Regions from separate parts of the Homo sapiens genome. Here region 1 is linked to region 2. A link is a contact called in ENCODE Hi-C or POLR2A ChIA-PET data. All regions are on one chromosome and are shown on one strand. Each heading gives the region's core, a stretch centred on a gene start or an enhancer-like site at or near the end of the contact. The rest is flanking DNA. Distances are from core to core; before and after follow the strand shown.

Region 1 (5,177 bases), core at 521-3,020, 230 kb after region 2:
GCCACAAGCAGTGACGACGAGGAGGAAGATGATGTTGTTTTTGTTTCCTCTAAGCCTGGGAGCCCCCTACTCTTTGACTCGACTCTGGACTTAGAGACGAAGGAAAACCTCCAATTCCCTGATCGAAGTGTGCAAAGAAAGGTGTCTCCTGCCTCAGGTGTTTCCAAGAAGGTAGAACCCTCAGACCCAGTAGCCCGGCGTGTCTACCTTACAACACAACTGAAACAAAAGAAGGTAACTATTGACTCGTGTTTTGTTTCTGAGGTCAGAGCATTGCTTGTTATGGGCAGATATGAGATCTCATTGCTACAGAAGGGTTAAATATGTTCATGTGAAGGTTTTATAGGTGCATGTTCAGTTTCTGCCTTTTCCCCTATTTATATTTTCAAGATTGGTAAGCCAGCTGGGTTAAAATTTAAAAAAGGTTCTGGTTTTTGCACACATATTTAAAAGACCATAATTTCAGAGTTTGGGTGTTTCAGGCTATTTTAATCTGAAACTATTCATCTAACAGTGTGAGAGGAGAGATCCATTTGATGGAATCTGTTTTTCAGAGCACACTGGCATCAGTGAACATCCAGGCTCTTCCAGACAAGGGTCAGAAGTTGATCAAACAAATCCAGGAGCTGGAGGAAGTACTCAGTGGTCTTACCCTTTCCCCAGAGCAAGGTAAAGTGGCTTATGCCTCAGAACTCCGGGTTTGCATCGACTTTACAAGAGACATTCGGGAAGCCCTTTTAATAAAGAATGTGTTGATTCATTCACTTTTCCATTTTATTATCTGCTTCTGAGACTTCTTTCACATTACACCTATGGTTCATAAAAAACTTTCTCCTGTTTCCTGTGGACTCTACTTTCTTCCCCATTGTTTAAGCAACTGTTAAAATGCTACCTTCTCTAGGAATCCTTCATCGGAATGGTGATGATCCCTCTCTCTTGACCTCACCTCCACACATATGGTCCCTTCACTTAGTTTGCTGAACTTTAATCTGCTCTTCCCTTGTTTTCTGAGCAGGAACTAATGAGAAGAGTAACAGTCAAGTACCACAGCAGAGTCACTTCACCAAAACTACCACTGGCCCTCCCCACCTGGTGCCTCCCCAACCCCTTCCTCGTCGTGGTACCCAACCTGTGGGTTCTCTAGAACTAAAGTCTGCCTGCCAGGTGACTGCTGGAGGATCCAGTCAGTGCTATCGAGGTAAGACCCAAGGGCCTGACCCTGCTGTGAATAGCCACCCCTGTGAGTTACGTGCCACCCGGTACAGTAGTCACCTCTTATCCACACTTTCAGTTAACCTTAGTCACCTGTGGTTCAAAAAAAGGTGAGTACAGTACAGTAAGATATTTTGAGAGAGAAAGAGACAGAAACCACATTCACATAACTTTTATTACAGTATATTCTTATAATTCTTCTATTTTATTATTATTGTTAAATGCTTTCTGTCCCTAATGTATTAAAGTTTAAAATAGGTATGTACGTATGGGGAAAAAAAAAAGCCAAAACATAGTATGTGTAGGGTTCAGTACCATCCAGTTTCAAGCATCCACTGGGGGTCTTGCAACATACGCCCTGTGGATAAGGAGGGACTACCGTAGATGTCTTTGTGCCCACATGAGGGGAGAAGCCATTCTTAAGTCAGAAGTTGCCCATATAATAAAGATTGTGCAGCTCAGTAGAGCTTTGCATCGTGTTACTTAGCTTTCTGTGAGGGCACAGACTGTGTCTACCTTGTTCACCACTGTATGCTGATTAGTCAGCTCAGTGGCTGGCACATAGGAGTCATCCAGTCAGCATTTGTGGATGAAAACTCTAGCTCGCATCATTATGAGGTAGGCAGACCTGCAGATATGCTCTTATTCTTTCGTGTGTGTGTAAGTGTGTGTAAGACTGAGGAGAGACATGAGTCAAGACTGATGACTAATAGATCCACAGAGAGCAATAACACCCTATTAGCTAAGTGTTTCCTTCCTGAACTTTCTAGGCAACTTTGAATTCAGAGGTAACTGCAGAATGAAGATTCCAAGTGGAGCCTGAAATGTGTAATAGGATCAGTTGACAGGAGACTGATCAGGAGATAGGAGCTTGGAGATTGGGTTGGCTGGCAGTGACCAGAAAAGCAAAAGCCACTTGTTTCCCAACTGAGAACTGCTAGAGACATGGAAAGTTGAGGAGAGTAGTTAACAAGGAGGGTAAGAAACAGATACAGGGCCATTTGTAGCTAAGTTCACTCTAAAGGGATAAAGAAAACATACTTGTGACATCTTTTAGGTAACACCTATTTGTATGCAGGCCATACAAACCAAGATCACGTTCATGCAGTGTGGAAAATCACAAGTGAAGCCATCGGTCAACTGCATCGCTCACTTGAGTCATGTCCTGGTGAGACGGTTGTGGCAGAAGATCCCGCCGGGCTGAAGGTGAGCCAGGGAAGACTCCTGGTGTAGTCCTCTATGACAGTGCTCCAGCAGCCCCATGAAACTGCTGGCAGAGAGACTTTCTGAGATACCTTTCCTACAGACAGATGCTTAAATGGCTTCCCTTGCAGCATCCTCTCCTTTTATGCTTAACAGTGCAAACAATAACAACAAAACCCCTTTTTTAAAAAGTCATAAAGTTACTTATTTCTGTAGCAGTAAAGGATCCATTTGTTGAGTTGGTAGGTGCCACAAGAATGTGAAGGAATTGTTGCTTGTAATGAACTAGTTGGGGTGAAAATACATATACAATGTAAATAAAACAATTAGCAAAGGCTTTAAGGCAGAAATAAGGGGTGCCTTGTAATATACTATAAAGTACAAAAGGGATTCAGAATAAAGGAAACATCACTCTAGGTCAGTGATTATTTGTTGTCTGCCTACTTTGTGCCTTAAAGGTTGAAAGCCTTTAGATAGCAGAGAGGAAAGGAATAAAACGCTGCAATTAGAGGGAGTGGTGACTAGTGGGAAGATAAAGAGATTGGTATTCAGAAGTGGTGATCAGCTGTCATCAGTACCTGAGCCAGCAGTAGCAGGTGATGTTACTGAGTAGGAGCCTGGCATTGATGAAGGATTAGATCTGAATAACTCAAGAGATAGTATGGAATCGCTGTAGCATTTAAGCAGGGATGACTGATGAAGATTAGTTTTTCTTAACAGAGTACAAGATAAACTGGAGTACAGAAGACTAGAAGGGGGACTCTGGTCAAAGGGCTATTGAAATTTATGACCAGTAGTGCAGACTGGGACATTGGCTGCAGAAAGGAGAGGCAAATTTAAGAGATAATGAGGAAATAATGAAAAGCCAATGTAATGGCTGCTGAAAATAGGGTCAGAGGTCTTGGTTAAAAGCAGAGAGCTGGGCATAGTGGCTCACACCTATAATCCCAGCACTTTCGGAGGCCGAGGCAGGCAGATCACTTGAGGCCAGGAGCTCAAGACTAGCCTGGCCAACATGGTGAAACCCCATCTCTACTAAAAATAAGAAAATTAGCTGGGCATGGTGGCATACGCATGTAATTCCAGCTAGTCGGGAGGCTAAGGCAGGAGAATTGCTTGAACCTGGGAGGCGGAGGCTGCAGTGGGCTGAGATCACGCCACTGCACTCTAGCCTGGGCAACAGAGCGAGGCTGTCTCAAAAAAATAAAAATAAAAAAATAAAAGCTGTAGAGACTGATTTTGACTGATTAAGCAGACAAATCAGGACTCTCACTTGGGGTGTAGGGGGGACTCTTAATAGAAATGCTGAACATTAGATGCAACCCAAAACAAACAGGGGCAGACCAGGACAGTATGGTTACCCTTGAGAGAGGGTGCTGTTAAGGACTTCAAGGTGAAATGAACTGTCTACAGAATACTGAGGGAATCATTTGTAGAAAATAGGAGAGTGTAGAGTTCGTGTAGCCAGGCTCGGCATAGCCTCTCATTAGGAATTTATGCTTAGCATTTGGTTATTACCTTTGTCAGGTCCCTTTGCTACTACACCAGAAGCAGGCATTGGCTTGGTTACTATGGCGAGAAAGTCAGAAGCCACAAGGAGGAATTCTGGGTAAGTGTGGTATTATAAGAGTCAGCCTTTATTGAATGCTTAGGCATTGTGCTAAACACGTAGTGTTGTTTCATTTATTCCTCTCAAGAACTCTATGAGGCAGGTACTATTATTCCTCATTTTACAGATGATGAAAGTGAAGCATGGAAGTGTTAAGCAACTTGCTCAAGAATACACAGTTTAGGATCAAAGATGTTGGTTGCCAGCAGTAGAAGCTGACTCTGGCTGATTAAAGAGAGGAGGAGTTTATTTTTTGGTGGCTCCCACAATCTCTAGGAGATACGGAGTGCCAGGCTCGAGGCCAATTTCAGGAGCCATGGCTAGAGCCAACACACAAACAGCAGTCTATTGCCTCCCTCTTTTTTTTTTTTTTTTTTGAGATGGAGTTTCGCTCTTGTCACCCAGGCTGGAGTGCTGTGGTGCGATCTCGGCTCACTGCAACCTCCGCTTCCCAAGTTCAAGTGATTCTCCTGCCTCACCCTCCCCAGTAGCTGGGATTACAGGCAGATGCCACCACGCCTGGCTAATTTTTTGTATTTTTAGTAGAGATGGGGTTTCGCCATGTTGGACAGGCTGGTCTCTAACTCCTGACCTCAGGTGCTCCACCTGCCTTGGCCTTCCCAAAGTGCTGGGATTACAGGCATGAGCCACTACACCTGGCCTAAAAGTAGTCTATAAAAAGCATCACAGCTACTTTGCTTCACCAAGTGCTAGAGGCAACCAGTGCCACCCCAAAGTCAGTTGTTTCTATAGCCACTGTTTCCTGCAGAAAGGATTTCATAGGGAGTCTCTTTCTAAAGCTGCTTATACCTGAATTAAAGATGTTTATGAGTACATCTGATATATAGAGCCAGGTCATATTGCCAGTGCCTTAGCTGCAACAGAAACCAGAAAGCAAGTTTTCCACTCTGCTTTGGGGACTTGTCAGGCTAAAATTTTCTAAGGTGTTCAATTTTCAGAAACCATGATAGATGTCCACTATGGCTAGTAAGTGACTGTGTCAGTGGTCCTCAAAACCACCCCCAGGTTCGATGATTTGCTAGTAAGACACAGCATATGGTCATACTCACAGCTGTGATTTATTACAGTGAAAGGCTATAGATCAAAATCAACAAAAGGAAAAGTCACAGGGGCAGAATCCAGGGGAAACCAG
Region 2 (5,779 bases), core at 563-3,062:
TTGGGAAACTCAGGTCTGAAAATTTCTAGAAAAGGACTTTGTGTATTGGGAAGTGCCTTATAAATTTAGATTGGCACATAGAGATTAGCTTTCTAGCAAAGAATGCTACAAAAAGGGAAGAAGGTGGAGAGCTCTGGGGGCTGGTTTTGGGCAATGCAGAGTTTGTTCTTGGTAACCTTTGCATTCCCCCCACATCTCAAAAATCCCTCCCTTGTGTTCGTATTAACTGATAACACGTAAGATGTTTTTCCTGTGGCGTACTTGAATGCTTCCCATCATCCCTGATGTGCTGCGTTGTTACTATCTTGTAGGAGCAGAGGCTGCACAACAGCTGTTTGTAACGGAAAGTTTTATGACTTGTTTTTAGACTGGTGAAATCAGCATGAAACTGCGTGGTATTTTCTGCTGTTGTCCAGAACTCCTCTACTAGATTATTTACACTAAGTCATTGATAGCCATGAATTTTCACTAAGCAACACTGGAAAACAAATGAGACACTTTTGATTCTCTAGGGGGAAAAAATGGAGTGGTACAGTTAAAATGACCCACATTAAACAATTACAGCTACAAAAACAAAAACCTCTTTGGGGACTGGGTACAGATATCTAAAAAGCCACGTCAAAATGGCAGCATCTGCTGGGTGTGGTAGCTCACGCCTGTAATCTCAGCATTTTGGGAGGCTGAGGCGGGTGGATCACTTGAGGTCAAGAGTTCGAAACCAGCCTGACCAACACGGCAAAACCCTGTCTCTACTAAAAATACAAAAATGATCTGGGCATGGTGGTGCGCACCTGTAATCCCAGCTACTTGGGAGGCTGAGACAGGAGAATTGCTTGAACCCGGGAGGCAGAGGTTGCAGTGAGCCGAGATCGCACCACTGCACTCTAGCCTGGGCGACAGAACAAGATGCTGTCTCAAAAAAAAATGAAAACTGGCAGCACCCAAACAACAACTTCAAAACATCTTGGTCTGAAACACACATTCAATGATGACAATGTAATTCTGCCAGTACACATTGAAATACTAACAGGAGCACCTAAATATACCTATATATTTTGTTTTAAATATATAAATTAAAATATCTCATTTGTGATTACTACTTTCATAGTAATAATTTCAGCCATAAGTAACTTCGGAAGACTCTTTACCTGTCTGTGTCTCCGTTTTCTTCACCATAAGTTAGGAATAATAATGATATCTATCTTGTGGGCTAAAAATTAAATAAGATCATATATGTAAAAGGAGGTTGTGCCTTGCTAAGGGCCTGGCACTGATCTAAATGCAGGTGCTAAATGTTGAGCACTGAAGTCTATAATAGCCGTAGGCACTGGGAGCCTGGAGATCAGTGTGGCTAAGAAAGGAGGGAGAGTTCTGTGGATAGCTCAGGACAAAGGTGTGGCTGCTGAGCCCCAGCAGTACTGGAAAGAGGAGGCCCAAATACTAGTGCTTGCACATGTGAGAAAACGTTAGAATCTTGATGCTGAGTATATGGGTGTTAACTGCAATTTTTTTCAATTTTTCTGAATATTCCAAAATTGTGATAATAAAATGTTGGGAAATAAAGTTATAAAATAAAATCTGGTATCTCCTCCAAACCTCCATGGCCATGGGTAGCCTGGGCAGAATAGATTGACAACAACTGACCAGGCTTATAAACCGATTAAATTGGCACTAGGGAGAGAGAAATGAGGGTTGGGGGTGAGCCCGGAAGAGCCAGAGGAAGCAGCGCTTTCCCGATGTGGTGGACACGGTGCTGGAACCCCAGCTCACAGAGATTCGCTGGTGCGGCCAGGAAAGTTTGCATCATTTGGAACATGTGTGCAGGACTTCTCCCCGCCAGACAAGCCATGCTCATTTCCAGTTCTGCTTCCAGCCTGCCTGGGGGAGCCTAGCATTACAAACAATTACTCTGCTCTCAAAATGGAAAATTTCAGTCCTAGGATTTCTACAGGAACTTCTGGAGCTTGTAGAAAAAAAAAAAAAGCACCTCGCTCCTCGAGAGCAAAATTAAATGGTAAAATTTCTAAATTACTGTAAACGTGGGTCTCACGTGTCTTGAAAATAGCATGTATGTGACTGCTAAGTGTTGTGTGGGTGATTCATCAGACTCTCATTTCTTGTTTTGGTTCTGGATAGCACAGGATGTGGATTAGAAAAGTATGGTGCAGTGCTTATGTCAAACACAGAGTAAGGGGTTGCCCTGCACAGTGGCAATTAACAATTACCAGAGTATGGTTCTCTTAAAATTTAGTCGAATGAGAGTATACATGTATATCTGAACTTTGGGCAAAGGTTTAAATATTTTAAATATTATTGAAGCCAATACACATCTGTTGAGCACCTACTATTTACAATGTGAATATGCATAAATTGCAACAAATAGTACTTTTTCTGTAATGTGTGAATTACGTAATTTCAGAAATGTGTCATTTTCAAACCTTTTGCAAGCACAATCATTTCACCTGTATCTCTCTTCAAGAATCATTCTAGGCTGGGCGCAGTGGCTCATGCCCTGTAATGCCAGCACTTTGGGAGGCCAAGGTGGGCAGATCACCTAAGGTCAGGAGTTTGAGCCCAGCCTGACCAACATGGAGAAACCCCGTCTCTACTAAAAGTACAAAATTAGCCAGGCGTGGTGGCACTTGCCTGTAATCCCAGCTACTCGGGAGGCTGAGGCAGGAGAATCACTTGAACCTGGGAGGCAGAGATTGCGGTGAGCCAAGATTGTGCCATTGCACTCCAGCCTGGGCAACTCCATCTCAAAAAAGAGTGAAACTCTATCTCCAAAAAAAAAAGACTCATTCTAGTCTTCACAGTCATGCAAGAATCAAATCTGGGGCAAAGTTGAGACACTACACTCAATTGGTTAGGAGTCACCGTCATTCTCCAGTTATATTGTCTGAGTGCTATACTTTTTTAAAAAAGATTGTTTTTAAAGTAAAAATGCTAGTGATTTGGAAGGGGATAAACTGAAAAGTCCACCTCCATAAAGCACCCCCAGTCTTGCCCCCTAGAGGTAACTCTGGCAACAGATCTTTGCATATGCTTCAATAAAATTTTTACACATACACAAGCATATGTGACCCAGATGTTGGCCGTCCGTCTCATCTGCTTGACTGACTTTCTTTTGGCCTCAGGCCATGCTTGACACACAAATCTCAGTCCTTGACCAGTATTTACAAGAAATCCAATCACATTAAGTATATCCTGATTTTTAAAGTATTATTAAAGATTGATGGGGTTAGAGAGAATGATCACAGTGTACAGCATCAACATCTCTGTCTCAAACAAAACAAAACTGTGTTCAACATGTCTCTCCACATTCTTACCAGCCCACACCACAAATTGGTCATGCTCCTCTCTGGCCTCTGTACACCATCTATTCTGACACACACAGCCTGTCATTCCTATCATTCCTGTTCCAAGGTCTCTGTTTCTCCAACCCAATCCCAATTATCTCCCAACCTCTCAAGCTGTAAGGATGCAATACATTTTTATTTCATCAGATCCTTTCAGATGGACATTAGGTTGCTCCCCATTTTTTTTTCTGTGTTAAACAATGTTATAATTAATATCTTAGAAGATACATCTTTGTACACTTGTGAGTTTGTTGCTGGGTAAATTCTTAGAAGTGCAATGCCTGGATCAAGAACATATACATTCACAATTGGGACATATTTTGACAAAATGTCCTTTAAAAATGATATGAATGTATATTCCCATAGGGTATGCAAGCATACACAGGGTTTCTCCACACTTGGGTCAACAGTGGATATTACTCCACTTTAGCGTCATCTTGGTTATCTTTACCAAATGAATGGTGAAAATTAGTACCTTATGGTTATTTTAATCTGCACTTCTTTAGTGATGAGTGGGATCAAAAGCCTCTTTTCATCTATGTGTTTGCCATTTGTATTTCCTTCTCTGTGAAATGCCGGTTCATCTACCAGCAAAAACCCTCTTGTTCTTGAAAGAAACATTTCCCTTTGCTTCCAGGACACTTCCATCTTCTGGTTCTCTGGAGCCTCTTTCTCATCCTTTTGTTGGCTCTTTTTTGTTTACCTTCCTCAGGGATGTTGCTATTCTCCAGGGCTCCACCCTCATCCTCATCCTGCCTCCTTTCCACTGTACATGCTCTTCCCATGTCATGCCACCTTCTTGCCCAAAATTAGTTACCATTTATTGACCACTTGTTATGTTCTAGACATTCTACTAGGCATTCTAAATGCTCATTATAACTCTCCAAGGTCAGCATTATGTTTCCCAATTTTTCAAATGAGGAAAGTGAGATCACAGAGTAACTTGTCTAAGGTTGTACCACCAGTAAATGATAGAGCTGGGATTTGATGCCAGGGTCATTTCTCGCCAATGTCTAAGCTCTTTCTATTACATTGCCATGTCCTCATTTACTACCCACAGGGAGACAATTCCAAGTCTGTATTGCCACTCTAAGTCTCTCGATGGTCTCAAAATCACATGTGCTCAATTCCTCAACAGAAATATCTGCCTAGACATCAGCAGGACCCTAAAATGCAGCATGCTCTCCCTGAACCTGCCCTTCCAGCGATCCCTTCATGGATAATAGAGTCTCCCAGCCTCAGCCAATCAATTGCCAAGTCTCATAGAAACCACTCAGATATCTGAGCCCTCTGTCCTTCCCTCTGTTCCCCACTTTGCTCAGAGCCTTGTAATTTCCTGGCCAAATACCACACACTTCCTAAACTGTACATTCCAGTTAATACCCCACTCAACATCCTGAGGTTGTTTCTCCAATAAGCATAATCATCTGTAAATGAAGAGATGCTCTTTATAAGGACTAAGTGAAATAATCTATGTAAAATATGCAGCTTATGCTCATTCCTCAATAAGTGTTAGGGTTCTTACCTTCCTTCTAAAATGTCAGTCTGATAATATAAGTCCCTATGGCCTGCACAATAAAGTCTAGAGCCCAGTGGCTTCCGAGGCCCTGACCCGCCTCTCTGATTCCTGCCTCACACTAGGCTCTAGTCAACCAAATGCCTCACTTTTCTTGTCTCTGTGCCTTAGTTCCCTCTGCTTGGAATTCCTTTCCTCCACTTACTGCACTAATGAGCATCTTTAATTATTATTCTTTCATTATTACTGTACTTTAAGTTCTAGGGTACATGTGCACGATGTGCAGGTGTGTTACATATGTATGCATGTGCCATGTTGGAGTGCTGCACCCATTAACTCGTCATTTACATTAGGTGTATCTCCTAATGGTATCCCTCCCCCCTCCCCCCACCCCACTACAGGCCCCGGTGTGTGGTGTTCCCCACCCTGTGTCCAAGTGTTCTCATTGTTCAGTTCCCACCTATGAGTGAGAACATGCGGTGTTTGGTTTACTGTCCTTGTGATAGTTTGCTCAGAATGATGGTTTCTAGCTTCATCCATGTCCCTACAAAGGACATGAACTCATCCTTTTTTATGGCTGCATAGTATTCCATGGTATATATGTGCCACATTTTCTTAATCCAGTCTATCATTGGTGGACATTTGGGTTGGTTCCAAGTCTTTGCTATTGTGAATAGGAGCACCTTTAATTCTTTAAGATCTGGTTCAGATGGCACTTTCCCCAGAATGCTGGCTCTGAATTCTTCCCATCAGTTTCCCGGGCTCCTTCTCTGAGCCTCTTTACTTTTTCTTACATTATTGCATTGCAATTATTTGTTTACCTGCCTGTCTCTGCGACAAGGCTGAAAACAGGGGCTGTTCCTTATCCGTCATCATATCCTCAGTGTGTGGCACCCAGGAGGTG

What was found. A loop is a pair of places that touch in the nucleus more often than their neighbours do. ChIA-PET counts read pairs that join two places held with the same protein, here RNA polymerase II (POLR2A). Pooled maps may share reads with other maps.
Region 1: a pooled map shows a loop between it and region 2 (5-fold over the local background). The contact joins two enhancer-like sites. A Hi-C loop is called at or near these places in 1 of 168 maps with a recorded cell type or tissue (PC-9) and 5 of 50 pooled maps. POLR2A ChIA-PET finds 5 or more read pairs at or near these places in 17 of 52 experiments (CD4-positive, alpha-beta T cell, CD4-positive, alpha-beta memory T cell, Caco-2 and 11 more).

Annotation. Positions count from the first base shown.
Region 1 is chr1:117,075,626-117,080,802 of GRCh38, forward strand. TTF2 (transcription termination factor 2) reads left to right here. Exons shown (of 23, transcript NM_003594.4): 5 at 1-234; 6 at 555-669; 7 at 1,016-1,198; 8 at 2,291-2,418; 9 at 3,943-4,024. Among named protein-coding and RNA genes, the nearest start is that of MIR942, 16 kb to the right of the region's middle. RefSeq lists an enhancer at 1,254-2,453. Within about 2 kb of position 1,771, at least 2 of the 41 ENCODE cell types and tissues checked have a DNase peak (open chromatin) inside an H3K27ac peak, as active enhancers do.
Region 2 is chr1:116,845,964-116,851,742 of GRCh38, forward strand. No RefSeq gene overlaps it. Among named protein-coding and RNA genes, the nearest start is that of PTGFRN, 61 kb to the right of the region's middle. Within about 2 kb of position 1,813, at least 6 of the 41 ENCODE cell types and tissues checked have a DNase peak (open chromatin) inside an H3K27ac peak, as active enhancers do.